Linked DNA regions of Mus musculus: region 2 is linked to region 1. The links are chromatin contacts, found by Hi-C or POLR2A ChIA-PET in ENCODE. All regions are on one chromosome and are shown on one strand. The core of a region is the stretch at or near the end of the contact, and the rest is flanking DNA. Distances in the headings are between cores, read along the strand shown.

Evidence for each region. A loop is a pair of places that touch in the nucleus more often than their neighbours do. ChIA-PET counts read pairs that join two places held with the same protein, here RNA polymerase II (POLR2A).
Region 2: a loop to region 1 is called in a map of T-helper 1 cell, with 2.2 times the contacts of the local background. The contact joins the promoter of Trim11 here to the promoter of Btnl10 in region 1. A Hi-C loop is called at or near these places in 1 of 37 maps with a recorded cell type or tissue (T-helper 1 cell). POLR2A ChIA-PET finds 5 or more read pairs at or near these places in 3 of 5 experiments (Patski and embryonic stem cell).

The regions. Positions count from the first base shown.
Region 1 is chr11:58,913,569-58,921,463 of GRCm38, reverse strand. Btnl10 (butyrophilin-like 10) reads right to left here and starts at 3,556. Exons shown (of 6, transcript NM_001363414.1): 1 at 3,272-3,556; 2 at 2,510-2,596; 3 at 1,991-2,344; 4 at 894-1,172. The coding sequence starts at 2,594.
Region 2 is chr11:58,974,285-58,982,179 of GRCm38, reverse strand. Trim11 (tripartite motif-containing 11) reads right to left here and starts at 4,087. Exons shown (of 6, transcript NM_053168.2): 1 at 3,536-4,087; 2 at 844-939; 3 at 1-187. The coding sequence starts at 3,940.

The DNA of each region.
Region 1 (7,895 bases), core at 2,307-4,806:
TAAGCAAGCCCCCAACTAAATGCTTACTTCTGTAAGTGGCTTTGGTCATGGTGCCTTCTCAGTAACTACCAGGCAAAGGTGAATCATGGAAAGGCAAAACCATGCATAGAAAGAAAAAAAGGTCCGGTTCTCCAGGCATTAAGTGGGAAGAGGGAATGCAGTGGACTTACAGGCATTGTGCAGTACCGACAAATAGATAACAACTCTCCCATGTCCACACCCCGAGCACCCAGCACTGGCGAGCCCTACACACTTGCTGCTGAGCCTGATTGCTCTTGCCTTTTCATTCCTGTCATGCTCCCTTTCTGGGCGTTCATAACCGAGAGCGCTATGACCGTGAGATGAGGTGTATTGAAGACCCAGGAGCTGGAGAGACATTTCAGTGGTTAGGAGCTCTGCTGCCCTTCCTGAGGAACTCTGGTCCCATTTCCCACACCCACATGGTGGCTCACAGCGACCATCTGTAACTCCAGTTCCAAGGATACTGCAGACACACACTGTACTTACACGCAGTCAGTATAACACTCATACACATAAAATAAAAATATTTTTTTAAAGAAAAAGTCTATGCATTTTCTGATTTAATTTGCCATCAACTAAAACTTCTCTAAAAAACAAAACAAACAAACAAACAACCCCAATAACAACAACCAAGATCCATTTAAAAACAACAACAGCAACAGAAAAGCCAGTATCAGGGTGGATCTTTCTTGCTTCCCTAGTGGATCTCCCTGCATCCCTATCCCTGCATTGTCTTGGAAACCAACATCCCTACGACCCTCTTGGCCAGGCTGAAGGGAGGATCTTCTCTGGCTCTGCCTGCATAGCCTTCTCCTAACATCCCTGGCACCCAGGGCCTGGTTCTGCTGTCTTTGAACTGAGCAGATACTCACCCAGCAGGTAAGTCTCTGTCACCTTCTCTGGGAGGAGGGGATTGGAGATGGAGCAAGTCAGGCCCCCCACAGCCGTATCCTGGGGAGTCACAATGGAGAGCAGGGCCACGAGGCCAGTGCTGGCTGAAACTGAGAAGTGACTCTCAGCAGACACTGGTTGTCCTTTAAGGTCCAGCCACTCCACCTTGGGCTCGGGGTACCAGCCTGCTGAGGTGCACTCGGCCCGGATGCCTTTGTCCTGGGTGTCAGTCACACGGATTCTGGGGGACGAGCCCCGCCCTGGAGGAAGGAAGAGACAGCAGCTCAGATCCTGCAGCTACAACTGGTGGGAAGGGATGGCTTGCAGGTGTTAAGTAGGTTCTATGAATCTGCATGGAGCACATCTGTGTGATAACATTACTAATGCAATACCTTCATCCCAAATAAAACGGTTGAGAGAAATGGGGGTGGGGGAAAGAAAGAAAGAAAGAAAGAAAGAAAGAAAGAAAGAAAGAAAGAAAGAAAGAAAGAAAGAAAAAAAAAAACAACCCAAAGCTTTCTACTAAGTATGAGAATGAGGAAGGAGCTAGGGTCTGTCACCTAGGAAAACTTCTCCATAGCCCCAAACAACCCAGTCTCTCTCCTGTCTCCCTCCTGTCTCTCACTTTCCCAAACCTCAGCAGTTTCAGCCTCTTTGTCATTCTCCCCATTTCTCTTTGTTATCTCTCTGGGCTCCTGACTTCCCTCTGTTCTCTTCTTCACTTTATTTCTGTCTCCTGTTCACTGTCTTCCTGTTTCTCCCTCTCTCCTTCCACTTCCCCCAGCTGTTCCCATGCCTTGACCCCCTCCCCCACATCTGTGCTCTCTTTCTGGTACAAGGGTGTGACATAAAGGCAGACGGAACTACACCATACACAGAGCTTGCAGGGAAAACAGCTTTGCCTAGAAGCAGGTGTCACCAAAGCCTCTGCAGCCTTAGGACTCAGGGCTCTGGGGACCGAGGTCTGGAATCCTGGCTGACACTGAGAGAAGCTGAGGAGTAGAAGACACTCCCCCCAACACACACACACACACACACACACACACACACACACACACACACACACACGAAACCTCACCTGCCACCTTCAGCCACAGGGTGGCCTGGCTGTGGGATGTGTACTCCTTAAACACACAGTGATAAGTCCCGTTGTCAAACACGGTGACGTTGTGGATCTTCACAGCAGCTTCTCCCCTGGCTACATGGCTGCCGTTGAATGAGGTCCTTCCCTTATATTCCACCATCTGCTCGTCATACACATCCTCCCCATTCTTGTACACATGCACGACTGACGAGGGCTTGTCCCTGTACCACCTCAGCTCCATGCCCTCAGCGCTGATGTTGAGTGACAGTTTGCAGGGCAACTCTTTGTCTTGACCAACTATGGCCAGAAGTGGGTGGGGAGGTCCAAGGACGAGGAAATCTGATTTTCCTTAGAGATGCAAAGGAAAGGACTAGGTTAGGTCACAGGCAGGAGGCAGGGGCTCCCCTTGTGCCCCCATTTTCCTCTTTGAGAGTTCCCTTAAACCCCAGCTTTGTTGGAAGCCCCAACCTGACGCTGGGCGCTCCTAGGGTCAGAAAGGGAGGGGCGTCCTACCGTTCCCAGAAGTCAGGAGTTGCAGGAAGATGAAGCTGACCAAGATGCTTGGCAGAGTAGCATCTCCAGGGTGTGCCCTTGCCATATCTATTGGGGACACATAGAATTAGATACACATTAGTTATGGTGAGAGAGAAGCTAGGGATCTAGTAGGAGAATGGAGAAACAGCTTAAGAGAGGTAGCTGCTTGTTCACCTACCACATGAGTTCTTAGTCCTAGAAACAGGGTCGTTCCGCACAGACCCCACCTGCAGAATCCCGCGGCTGCCCCTCTGTGTGAGTGAGGCTCCCTCCACCACCCACTCCTGTGTGACTTTATACACAAGCTCCTGCCCTTTGCAGGCACATGGAGAAAAACTAGCTCCAGTAGGCAACTCTCGGGTCATCAGAACCCTGTGACACCCTCCACTGTCTAACTGCCCTGAGACAGTTAGCAGAACCCTCCAGCTAGGGTTAGAGGACACAGCTCTCTCCTCAGCAGGATGAGGACCCCTCCCCCCCCCAAACTCAGGAATTTAGGGTAGTTAGCACAATCTGTTTGGAGAGTGTGTTTTGGTAACTGGGGGGCCAGTCCCAAGAAGCCCGTCCTGGAACAGCCTTAGGCTGCCCTTCATATCTAGTGTGTCCTGTAGGCAAGGGCTCTTGTGTGGCTCCATCTTGGCTTACTAGGGCAGCCACAGGTTCTCCCTGCCCATTGAGCATGTGGAGACATCCAACCCAAAATATGGAGGCGCGCCATTAAAGAGGAAAACACTCACTTACCTCTGAGCCGGCTGCCTGCTTTCCAGGTTCTGCTGACTTTGAGAGCGTCAGAGTTGGTTGGGTTCCCTGAGAATTTCAGATTGGCAGGGCACAAGCCAAGTGATCAAGCCTCGCCTCCCAGCGATATGAGAGGGGAACCTAGAAACTGAAGAACAGACAAGCTCACCAGCTTCTGTTGAGTCTGGTTACTGCCATCAGAAAATAATTAACTCTTACCTTCGGTAAGGGCAGTTTCGACAGGAAAAAAAAAAACCCTCCCTAAGGGGCATATGGCCAGCTGTACTGAGCATATAAGATAAAGACGCTGGGATGAGGGATAAGGGAAGGCACGGAGATGAGGGGAGGTGGCCTGTAGGAGGGTGGCAGCTGGGCCAACTTGGGGACATCAGGAGCCCAAAGAAGAGGACATCTATTATTCGTGCTGGGATCCTAGCCAGCCGTAGGAGTTGGGGAGTTCAGATAAACTCTGGTTATTGAGACCTTTGAGAGCAGCCACGTTGGTGCCGCTGCCTTTGGGAACATTGTGACATGGTATCGAAAGTGACAGGATTTTGGCTTTGGCTGTGGAGACTCCTGTCCAGAAATCCAGGGCAAACCCTTCCTCATCTCTTCCCTCTGCCCCATCACCGTAAGGTCCTGGAAGCTTCACCGGAGCCAGTCTTACACCTGTCAGTTGAGTGAGGCACTGGGCCAGGCTCTATTTGACCTGGTTGTCCTTCTTATTGACTTAAAAGGGTTGGTGTCTCTAGAGACTTTGGGTAAGGGAGGGCCACTCGGCTCTGTGCAGGGCGGAGTGCTCACTTTAACTCAGCAGATGGTGTAGGACTCTTTTTTTTTTTTTGAGACAGGGTTTCTCTGTATAGCCCTGGCTGTCCTGGAGCTCACTTTGTAGACCAGGCTGGCCTCGACCTCAGAGATCCACCTGCCTCTGCCTCCGGAGTACTGGGATTAAAGGTGTGAGCCATCACACCCGGTGGTGTAGGACTCTTAGGTGCTCTAGGCCAGGCAGTAATAAGAAAGTCCAGGCCCAAGGTCTTTTCTGCTTGTCTCCTTGGGGTGCACCTTCTGGTAAACAAACACCAGGGGGCGCCACATGAAACCATGAGTTATGTTAGCTAGGCAGCAGTGCCCCCTGCAACTCATCTCCCCGATCCTGTGAGTCAGAACGGAGGACTTACACTATCTAGAGAAAGCCCTCAGCAGCCTGAGTGTTTGGTTTCAGACGGGGACAAGGGACTGAGGTGCATACTTTACACATCAAAGCAGCCCTGCCCTCCAGGTTCTCCCTGCATCCCTTAGTCCCTACCTGGCATACCCTGCCCCCACCTTAAACTTTCCTGCCCAGAGGCTGGGCTGTCCTTGCCCCAGAGGCTCCTCCCTATATAATCCAGACATTTTGGTCTCTTCTTCTCCTCTTCTCTCTCTCTCCCCTCCATCCCTTTTCCATGGCGACTTCCCTAGCCTCAATCCTTGGGGCCAGTGAACTTGCCCACCTGAGAGCAGCTTCCCAATAAACCTGCCTTTAATAGAATCTAATCTGGTTTAAATTGGCTCATTTCAGTGGCAGAGAAATAACTTATCACTGAGATTCCTCAAAAAATTAGAAAAAACACTACCCCATGAAGCGTCCCACCACAGGGAATGCACTCAAAGGAAATTATACCAGTATGTAAAAATGATGGATGCACTCCGAATGCACTGCCACCCTAGGGTTTTCATTTTTTTGTTTGTTTGTTTGTTTTGTTTTTCTTTTTGAGACAGGGTCTCTCTGTGCAATAGTCCTACCTGTCCTGGAACTCACTCTGCAGATCAGGCTGGTCTCGAACTCACAGAGATCCTCCTGCCTCTGCCTCCCGAGCGCTGGGATTAAAGGTATATGCCACCACTACCTGGCCAGCCCTATTCTTGATAGCTAAGAGAAATTAAATAAACCCACAGCACTGGAGGGTGAAAAGCTAGGCAGCAGGACTCTGCAACCAGAACAGAGCGAAACCTATCATTAGTAACAAGATGCACAGAACTGGAGATTTTTTATGTTAAGTAAGATGAGCCAGGCACAGAGAAATGAGCACAGCACTAGCCAACTCATACATGGCAGCTGAGATGTTGATCTCAGAGAAGGTGAAAGTAGAATGCTGTGGAACAGAGTTTGGGACCAAAGGGGTTGATCGATGGATGCTGAGGTAAGTGTTAAATAGCAAGAAGTGGTGATCTGCTAACACAGAGGATCTGTACTGACTACAGAGCATCTGTATTGATCACAGAGCATCTGTACTGATCACAGGAGATCTGTACTGATACAGAGGATCTATACTGATCACAGGGGATCTGTCCTGATCACAGAGGATCTGTCCTGATCACAGAGGATCTGTCCTGATCACAGAGGGTCTGTACTGACTACAGAGCATCTATATTGATCACAGAGCACCTGTACTGATCACAGAGGGTCTGTACAAGATTAGACAGGAACAGTAGGACAGGGCTGGAGAGATGGGCCAGTGGCTCAGAGTACTTGCTGCTCTTCTAGAGGATTCATGAAAGGTTCCTAGAACACACAGTGGGCAGCTGTCCCACCTGATTTAGATATTACACACCTGTACATTATCACTCCAGGGCTATCCCATAGTTATGTATAATCTTAATATACCAGTTAAAAATGAATTCATTTTATCATTTATTTAAAGTTATTTTCAAAAAAGGTTTCCTGATCCTTCAGCTTCTACCTCTCAAATGCCGGGACTTTAAGGGGTCTGCTGTCTGGGATACTTCCCCCAGACCCACGGGAGACTGAGTCAGAGTGTGCCCTCTTTTATTATTGGCTCAGGCCTGAGTGCATTACTCTAACCACGGTGGTGCATGGTCCAGAGGGTCCAGCTGGGAGCCAAAGAGATACTCAGCCACGTGCCTCAGCGGTAAGCACAAACGGCGAGGGCTAGTTAGGGATTCAGCTAAGATGAGTAGTAATGGAGGGGATGGAAATGGGTGTGGAACGATGGGGTTGCATAATGGTTTTGAGGCCTTATTTTAAGGCACTGAGTTTATTTTCAGATTTGATATAGGTGCTAGTTGAAAAACATTTGTGAATGTCTTAAGTGCCAATGTGGTTTGTTTTATGCTGTGTGAATTTAGCTTCAACAAAAAGAAAAAGAAAAAAAAAAAGGAAAAGAGGAGGTGAGGTGAAAAGTGGTACACGCCACCCTCTCGGAATGAAATTAATAAAAATTAACAGCAAACCGAAGGTTAAATTTCGCTTAGTGGCGTTTCTAGCTCTTGGCGCCCTCTGCAGGAGTTTATGTGTCACTACATCTGTATGTCTTTAGAGGTGTTTTGTTTGTTTGTTGTTTTTCCTTCCTTCCCTGGGGCGGAACCAGGGAGTTTATTTGCACAAAGTTCCCGTTGGCTCTCCCCATTTCCACTTGCAGCAGGTTTGCTCCTAAGCCCCTAAGCAGGGGCCTCTGAAGTCTCTTCAAGGTCCTCTGAAAGCGGTCCCCAGGCTCCTGGGTCTCACCAAAGAGCTCCACCTCGGCAGGCACAACGTCCACTGCACTGGCTTTCGCCATGTTTGTAGCAACTACAGGGTTGTGTCCTGAGCTCACCACTCACGCTGTGCTGAGAGCCCCAGGACTGTAGCTGCTCCTGCCGTGGGAACCTTGCTCTGCCAGATGGGTCGGTGAACAGAAGGAAGGGGAGTGGCGTGGTGTAGCTTCGTAGAAGTAGAACAGCCTCTTCACCGGGGAAAGTGTCCCGTTCCTAAGGTCCTCAGATGTTGCCCCTGGTCCTTGCCACTTTCCCTTTAGAGGACCTCCAGAGCAGGCCCTTCTCAGCTCACAAGAGTCTCAGTAAGCTGCTGCCTTCGTACATCGCAAAGATTCCCACCCCGCGCCCCCGGGTCTTCAGGGCCCTGCTGCCATGGGCTCACAGGTCCACAGCAGAAAGTACTGATGTCATCTGGGGATGCAGGAAAGAAGTTATTTTGTCCACCTAGGAAAGAATTAAAAGGAAGGACAGGCAGCAAGTGTTACCAGACACCTGGGGGAGTTCAGGAGGAGCCAATTATGATACCCAGGAAATCAAGGTCCCTTCTTGGGGTTCTTAATTTCATTAATAAAAGAATGGGCTCAAATGGCAGCTGGGAGACAGTTTAGGAGGTGAAGAAAAACCTCAGAATAGGCAAGCTGTAAGTCTAACAGCAGCCTAGAGGATAAGGGTGGAGCAGGGGAGAAAGGGCATGTGGTCTGAGATAAGCCGACCCCATGAGAAAAGAAAAAAAGTCTATCAAAGGTAGCTAGCCTACCAAGGGTCTATATTCCATAAACCTCTTCTCCTTTAACACCCCACCCCTCACCCCCAGCAGGGAAAACCCTTATTTCTCTAAGGTCTTGTGCTTTCTCAGTCTCTTTTGGACATTCAGCTCTGGACGACTGAAGGACAGATGGCAGGAAGCTAAGAGTTCACCACGGAGGAGTTACTAAGCTCCATGTCAGGCTTCAAGCCGGAGAAAATATTGTCAATGATTAGGCCTAGCACTGGATCTTTTAAATCCAAGGATGGCCAGGGTGGCCGGCTTAAACCAGAAAAGTCCCTCCATGCTCCCTAATAACTAAGGAACCATATGATGATAATA
Region 2 (7,895 bases), core at 2,838-5,337, 60 kb before region 1:
CGGAGATGAGGGCTGCCAGCTGCGTGCTTTGCTGGCCAAGCCTCGCAGCGCCTTCACGCAGGCGCGGCAGAACCTCCAGCTCTTCCTCCTCCAGCTTCTGCAGCAGCTGTTGCTCCTCCTCTGCCAACAGGCGGCGCAGCCTCTCAAACTCGCCCAGCACATTCTGCCGCTGGCTCTCCACCATCTTCTGCAGGGCACAGGAGGGACAGCTGAGGGGGAAACCTGATGCTAGACCACTGAGCACTTAGAACACTCACACCCCCAAATCCACCACTCTAGGCTGTACACAGAAAATACCACCCGCAGCTCCCTAGACCCCAATATCTGACAGCACATCCAACCTGTCACCTGGAGCTGCCCAACCCAAACCCACCACCCCTTGAGCCCTCAGACCTCCAGCCTACCACCCACCCTTGGCTACCCAGACCCAAGAGCTATACCTGGGACCAGTCACACTCAGCATCTGTCACACAGGCTCCAAGCCCAGCCCCAGGTGTCAGCTAGACAAGGATGCCACCCCACAGCTAGACAGATTAAATCTACCCCAATGTCAAATACCTCCCTGACTCCTAAATGCTACTACTGGAGACCTCCTTGTACCTAGCCTGTTCCTGACATCAGTCCAAATCTGAACTCAAGCATACTAGGACATAGGACAGGTATGCAGGACAGAATCCAACTTAGGTATCCTATATCACACACACACACACACACACACACACACACACACACACACACACACACACACACACACATATTCCAGCTGGCGTGTCTCAGTGAGGCTAGTCTGGCCACCAGCCACTGACTCCACACTCCCTCCTTCACCCGAGACCCAGCACCTGCCTGCCACAAGGCACAGGTTTCCTCAGCCTGGGCTTGGAACAGCATTGCGTCCTCCATTTGTTTCCGTAGGTGCTCCAGTGACTTCTCCAGCCTCCCCTGGTGGGATGGAGAGCGGGTGGTGCCATGAGAATCCCAAGAGGCATCAGGCCCTATAGGTGGGGCCCAGACCCAGAAGTCTGCCTTTCCCCTCCTGACCTCCTAATCCCAACCTCCCCATTGGACCAAATGAAATCTGTCCAGACAATGGTAGATAAAACGCCCCCCAGTTGGCAGGGATTCTCCTGATTTGGCAGTATCCTTTCTAGCGCCCCTCCCCTTTCCCAAATTCATAAACTATCATAGTTGAGGTTTCTCATTTTGGGTTCTCAGCCCCATGGCCCCGAGCCAGCCCTGCTCACCTCTGCAGTGACAGTTTGTTCTGTGCTCAGTGGGCATGTCCAGGCTCTGTCAATAGGACACACTAACAAGCTGGCACTGAGGACCCAGCTTTTCTCCCTTCAAGACACTGTCCCCTCCTCTTCTTCCCATCTGTGGTCACAAGGGCTCACAGCATGTCAGGGGCTAAGGCTTGCTTGAGCCAGTCTCCCAAAATTCCACCAGGTGGTGGGCTAGACTTTTTGGAAGGTGACTGGGACATGAGAGTAAGGCTCTCTGGATGGGATTAGAGAGTTCCCGCCCCTTCTTCTGGAAATACGAGAACACACCCAGAAGGGAGCCACCTTTGAGCCAGGAAATGGCCCTTACTAGACATGCCTTGAGCTTGGACAGCATCCAGGGCCTTGGACCATAGTTGTCGGTAAGACAGAGTGGGGAATGCACCATGGGAGTTCAAACTAGATATGGCTTCTTCCCACAGCAGCTTCCCTCAGAGTCCCTCATGGTCTGGCTGTATTTTCTTAGGTCGGACCTGGTCCAGTTTCCTTTCCCACTTTTTTGCAGCTGCCAGAGAAGCCACAGGCCTATCCCAGAGGCTGCCTTACTCTGGAAACATCAGGCATACCCCTCACTCTGCCCCCCACCCCCACCCCATCACGTACACCTCCAGGCTCTGTTCTGAGCTCTGCCCGAGTCTTTCCAGCGTTTTCTCCTGTAACCCTGGACCTTGTGCATGCTAAGAAACCACTCCCAGCCATTTTCTCACTTAAAAAAAAAAAACAAAAATTTTTATTAGTGTCAGCAAGTGGAAGTGCACTTAAGTAGCCAGGCCTGTAGAGGCCAGACAGGTCAGATCCCCTTACAGCTGGAGTTACAGGCAGCCCTGAGCTGCTCAGAACCCGAGTGCTGGGAACTAAACTCCGAAAATCTGGAGAAGCAGTGCACTCTTTCAACCGCCCGAGCCATCTTGCCAGCCCCTATTTTCAATGCTTAAGTCAGGAGCAGTATTGTAAACAGCTGTGAAGCAACAGCAGCCTGCACACACTTTGGCAAAGGCCTCGAGCTCTGGCCACATGCAACCCTACCACTGGTTAGGTAATGACCCAGACTTCCTACCCTGGGTGTGGTGAGAGTGGAGTGGAGCCCAGGAGGCCCTGGGATAGGCCTGGGCTTGCTCTCCCCTCAGCTCCTGGTTCCTGCCGATGTAATCCCTCCTCCGTCTCTTTGGTTCTCTTCTGGATACTACTCACTCATGGCCCCAGAGCCAAAGAGTGAACTTGTCACCAGGACCACGTAGGCCAGCATGGCCTAAAGAACCCCTCCCAAACTCTAGTGAGTGGAGGGATGGCTCACTGCAGGCCCACTGGTCACAGGGAAGAGCTATCTGCCCATTTCCTGGCGTTACCAGAAAGCAGGCTGTGTCCCCCACACCCAAACCTGCTCCTGTGCTGAACAGCCACAGATACCTAAGCGTACGCAAGACAGAGCATCCATTCTGCAGGAGGGAGACACCCTCTCTGCCATCAGCCTCCTATTTCACAATCATTTCCTATTTCACAAGGTCTCTTTCTGGTAACTCCACACCTTTTGGGATAAAAGGCCTAAGGGTAACTGCTTCTCTGAGCTTTTCTTTCTCTTTTCTTGTGTGAACCCCTATGCAAGAGAAACTTAGTGTTACTTAAGCTGATCTGTCTTGTCTGTTGTTCAGACAGTGAACTTAACAGGACAGAGGACAAAGGTTTTCTTTTTTGGCAATAGAGCAGCTTTAGTGTTGTCCCTTCAGGGCTTATCATGTCATTCGTGGAGAGATGTGGGTCTCTTTCAGCACCATTAAGGGGTTTGGTGGCAGGGGGGTAAACCTGCCAACCAATCATCGGTAAACCGGGTATGGACGAAACGAAATGAAAAATTACTGGGACGATCTCTGTTTATAAGCTTTTTAAGTTTATAAGTTTATAAGTTCACCTTTGTGCTAAAGTCCAAAGTAAAGGAGACTTGGTGCCTGGTTTATTCTGGTCACCCAAGTTCATGCAGTGATGGGGACACACTGGCAGAGTATCAACTCTGACACAGGCCAAACTGTTGATCTGACAGCGGGCCCCTTCACAAGCTCTCCAAGCTGAGTCTGGACTGACTACCAACACCCGGTTTTCCCCAGAATGCACGTGCATCTCATCCTGGAATAAGACAGGCTACAATCCCGACCCCGTCACAGGATCAAGTTAACTGTAACTCACACTTCCTCAACTCAGGGCAGGGCAGTAACGGGACATCCCTTCGCACCGGGCACTGGCCGGCTGCACCCAATGGAACGCACCTTGAGGTCGTCCGCCGCCTCCTGCAGCGGTCTCACCCGGTGAGTCCAGTGCTCCGAACGCTCGCAGATGGGGCACAGCAGGCTGAGGTCGTCGCCGCAGAAGGTGGTCAGCGGCTCGCGGTGCGCCGCACAGACGCCCTGCGGGACCGGAGAAGGCGGGTGCAGGCGTCGTGCCATTTCTGCCATTTTGGCGAGCGGGCGGTTGGGCCGTAGGTTCCTCTGCGCCGACAGCTCGCGACACTCGGGGCACGCGTATGGGCCCTCGGGCTGGCCCCAGCAACGTCGGATGCACTCGCGGCAGAAGTTGTGGCCGCAGTCGGTCATCACCGGGTCGGTGAAGTAATCCAGGCAGATGGCGCAGGTGGCCTCCTCCTGGAGGTTGGTGGACAAGTCTGGGGCAGCCATGGTGCTGGCGTCTGCGCCTGGATCGAGCTTTTCGTGGTGCACCGGGATCGGGCAACTCCGCCGCGAGAGCGCAGTGGGAACGGGCCAGGAGCAGGTAGCGGCACTCTCAGCCTCCTGGGTAGTGGGTACATCCGGCACTAAGCTCTCAGACTTCCGCCGGAAGAGAAACCACAGCGGAAGCAGGAAGCTAGTTTTTATTATTTTTTAGAACCCGTTTGTTCTTGGGTTGGCCGCTGTGTATCGGGGCTCGGGGTCGGAATCGAATTATAGTGCAAGAGATCGCATTTTCGCCTCTCTTGCGGTGACAAGTCTCCGCAGGTGGTGTCCCCGCACCCCAAGATCCGGATGCTGCAAACTTTGGCCATGGGTTCTGTAGCTAATCTCTTGTGCACTGTGTAAACCTTTCTCCGGTCAATACAATGGCCAGTGAGCTTAGGCAGGAAATTAGAAGGTGTGATGCCTGGAAAAGAGAGGGGCCGGGGTGGATGCCGGGATCGACACCGACGCAAGTTTGGCCCCAGAACGCTGATGGAGATAGCAGCAAAAACTGAGAACCAGGTAACCAGCCACGTGTGGCAGAACTTAGAATAACGGGATGATTATGCACGAATCAGGAAACAGTCAAAGCTTATGGTGGTGACCGTCTGCGGCCACAACTTCTGCCGCGAGTGTATCTGACGTTGCTGGGGCCAGCAACTTAGAAAAGTTGTGGACAGCGAGTGCTAAACTAGAAAGCCAGGCACGGCTTCTCTCCCGTAAGATTTCCCGTAGCGGCGGGCTGAGCGCTTGAGCGGCCGTCTATAAGCAACTGGGTAGCGAGCCGGAACGCACTCCAGCCTGCGTCTGCAGCGGCCCGGGTCTAGCACTCCCGCGGCTGCTGAGTCAGGCAGCGGCCGGCCACGAGCCTCTGGCGTGGCCCGCAGGCGAGCAGCTTCTCAGAGCTGCACGAACCAAGCGCAGTTTGCGATCCAGAGCTGGGGCACATAGGCCTGGCTTTCAGCCGGTGGCTGCAGGTAAAGACCTAAAGCCATTCTCGAGCAGCAGGTCGGAAGGGCCTGCAGAAAGATGGAAACAATGGGGGCAGCCTCCTGAACTGAGCTGAGGGGTTGAAGTTAGCCACCGTAGACACTTGCTGGTCTGTGGAGCCTGCAGACGCACTAAAGAACAAAAGGAACATTTTCCCGCAGCGGCTATGGGACTAAAAAGCCCCAAACTTCTGAACCGGTAAGGTATTAAGTTTGAAAACAATAAAAGAGGAAAGAGACTAAATATAAAACATCGTAGACAAATATAGTTTAAGTTGGTAAATCGAAGTTTTTAAGGAGATAGAGATTAAAGGGAAAATATCTTCTATGATAAAAATGGAAAGAACTCAGTGGCACAGGGCATCTAGAGTCTGTATAATTTTTGCTATAGTTATCAGCATATAAATAATTTTTTTCAGTAACGATAACAAATTTTCTATATCTTTTTAAAGAGAGATCAAAAGAAAGCAAACTTAGATAAGGAGAAGACTGGAAGATGTAGGTTACAGGCCTTAGAAGAAAAATTAGAAAAAAATATAAATAAAAATTAGGAAAACTCTAAAGTAGTAGAGATACGACGAGAAAGATATCTGAAAAATGAAGACAGGTCATAGAAGAGAAATTGGAAAGATTTATAAATAAAAATGAAAATACTAAGATAGTAGAGCTACAAGAAGAAGAAAATATAAAAAATGGAGATGGGTCTTAGGAGAAAAATTAGAAAAAAAATTATAATTAGAATTGAGAAAGATACTGAGATAGACAGGGGAAAGAAGGCTAAAACATTCAGTACCACCTTGGAACAAGACTGAAAAGGGCAGTCTACATCTGTTAAAAAACCTAAAATGATTTTCCAGACTTGATAAAGGAATTGGGAGGAGATGAAAGAAATTCACAGGGTTATCAAGAATTTGAATGGCAACTTCTAGAAGCACAGGATTTTAGAACGCTTAAGGAAGCAGTAATGAGCTATGGCTTACATTCACCATATGTAATAACTGGGCCACACAAAAAAATCATATAATTCCAATCAAATGGAGAGATTTGATGCCAGCCATCTTAAAGCCTGGCCCTCAATTGCAATGGCTGAGGTGGAAAGATGAGGCTTCCGTGTGGGGCAGTGAAATAGGATGGAGGTGCTGATGGTGTCGGCCATCAGTTACTAAGTGAAGGACTGTTCTGGATTGAGAGTCCAGATTACCCTGACGATGCCGTCCTACAACAGAGCCTTACAACAGGGTGGAGTTCAGTCTTTTACAAAGGTGACCCAGGGCCCAGATGAATCTTTCACTGGCTTTTTACCAAGGTTAACTCTATCTCCAAATAGAGCAATATCAGATCCAACTGCTAGAGAGATTTTAATTGAATGTTTCGCTTTTAAAAATGCTAATGCTGAGTGCAAAAAGGCTACTGGACATAAAAGGGCCAGATTTGTACCTCTTTATAAATGGATGAAAACTCCTGCGGATATAGAGTTTAATACCCAAATTCAGTTATGGTGGGACAAACTCAGCATACAAAGCCTGTGGCTGTGACTGTGAATAGTTCCTAAGGATAAATTATTCTATGATAGTCCAGGGAAGAAGTCTCCTGTGCAGTGTAGAAGGTGTAGAAGGGATGGAAGTAAGGCTCATGAATGTAGGCCATCCAAAGATACTCAAGGCAATTCCTTAATGTCAGTTGGAAAACAAAGAGGCTTTGCTCCGGGCTCTACAAAAACCAACATGAGCCATTCATTTCCTGTCCACCAAGGAAAGAGTATTCTGAAAAACATTCTAGCCTGGTAAAACATTCTAGCCTGGTAGGCTTAAATCTAAGCCTGATAGGACAAGCAACTGTTCAAAACTTAAGTAAGCCATTTACTATAGAGCTGCTCTTATGGATAAAACAAGAGATTCTAAAGATACCCAAAATCAGATATTATAACAAACTACTATAAATGATAAGAGGCCAAAATTAAAATCACAGTTGGGTAGAGGAGCTCAAAGGATTAATGGACACAAAACCAGAGGTTACTTTAATAGAAAAAAGTCTTAAAAGGTTTTAAGAAAAATCAGAATTGTCAGATGTTTTAATTACGATAAATAAGGTCAAAAGGATTATAGGTAAAGTGTTCCTAGAAACAATGTTTTTCTAGAGATGATTAAAAAAAAGGCTCAGCCTTCTGAAATACACAAAAAATGTGGCAAAGGCTAACAGGACTAACGATGGTAGCTCAGCGAGAGACAGACAGGGTATCCCCTTGTTGGGGAACACTTGGGACCTGCCATTCCATCCCTTCATACAGCTTGGATGGAAGTTTATATCACAGTTGGTCAGAGAATCCAAACCAACGTATAAAGACAGACAGATGTCTTTCATTTCTTCAAAGAGCAAAGACTCATCTTTCACTGATTTGTGTGCACTTCACACTTTATGTTAAAGTGGAAATGTTGATTACCTTTGAAAAACCACCAGAAAAGCAGCCCTGACAAGATCCACCTTGAGGACGCTGAGATGCTGAGGCACAGTGAGAGGACTGAGACAGGCTGACTCCATGACAGGCTTCAAACTGGCAGTTCAGGAGACCAGGCCTAGATCTCTGTTTCTCAGAACTGGGCAAAAGTCAGTTACTGGAAAATCCTCTAAGCCTCGGGCAGCCAATCAGAAAGTGCCCCACCCTCAGTTGCTGCCCCCCACCTGGCCTGAGGCAAGGGCAATGGTCAGTAACAGTTTCCAGGCTTCCCCAGCAACAGTTTCCAGGTTTCCCCAGTAACAGTCAACACCCCCCCCCGCCCCCCCTCCACACAGCCCCCAGCCCCAAGTGGTGGTTCTGGAATGTCCCCAGATATAGAGCCAGTGAATTAAGATAAGGTTACCCACCCCTCCCTGGAATTCCCCCTAATGTGCTTAAATAGGGCCTGTGAGCTCTCTTGGGCATCTCCATCTTG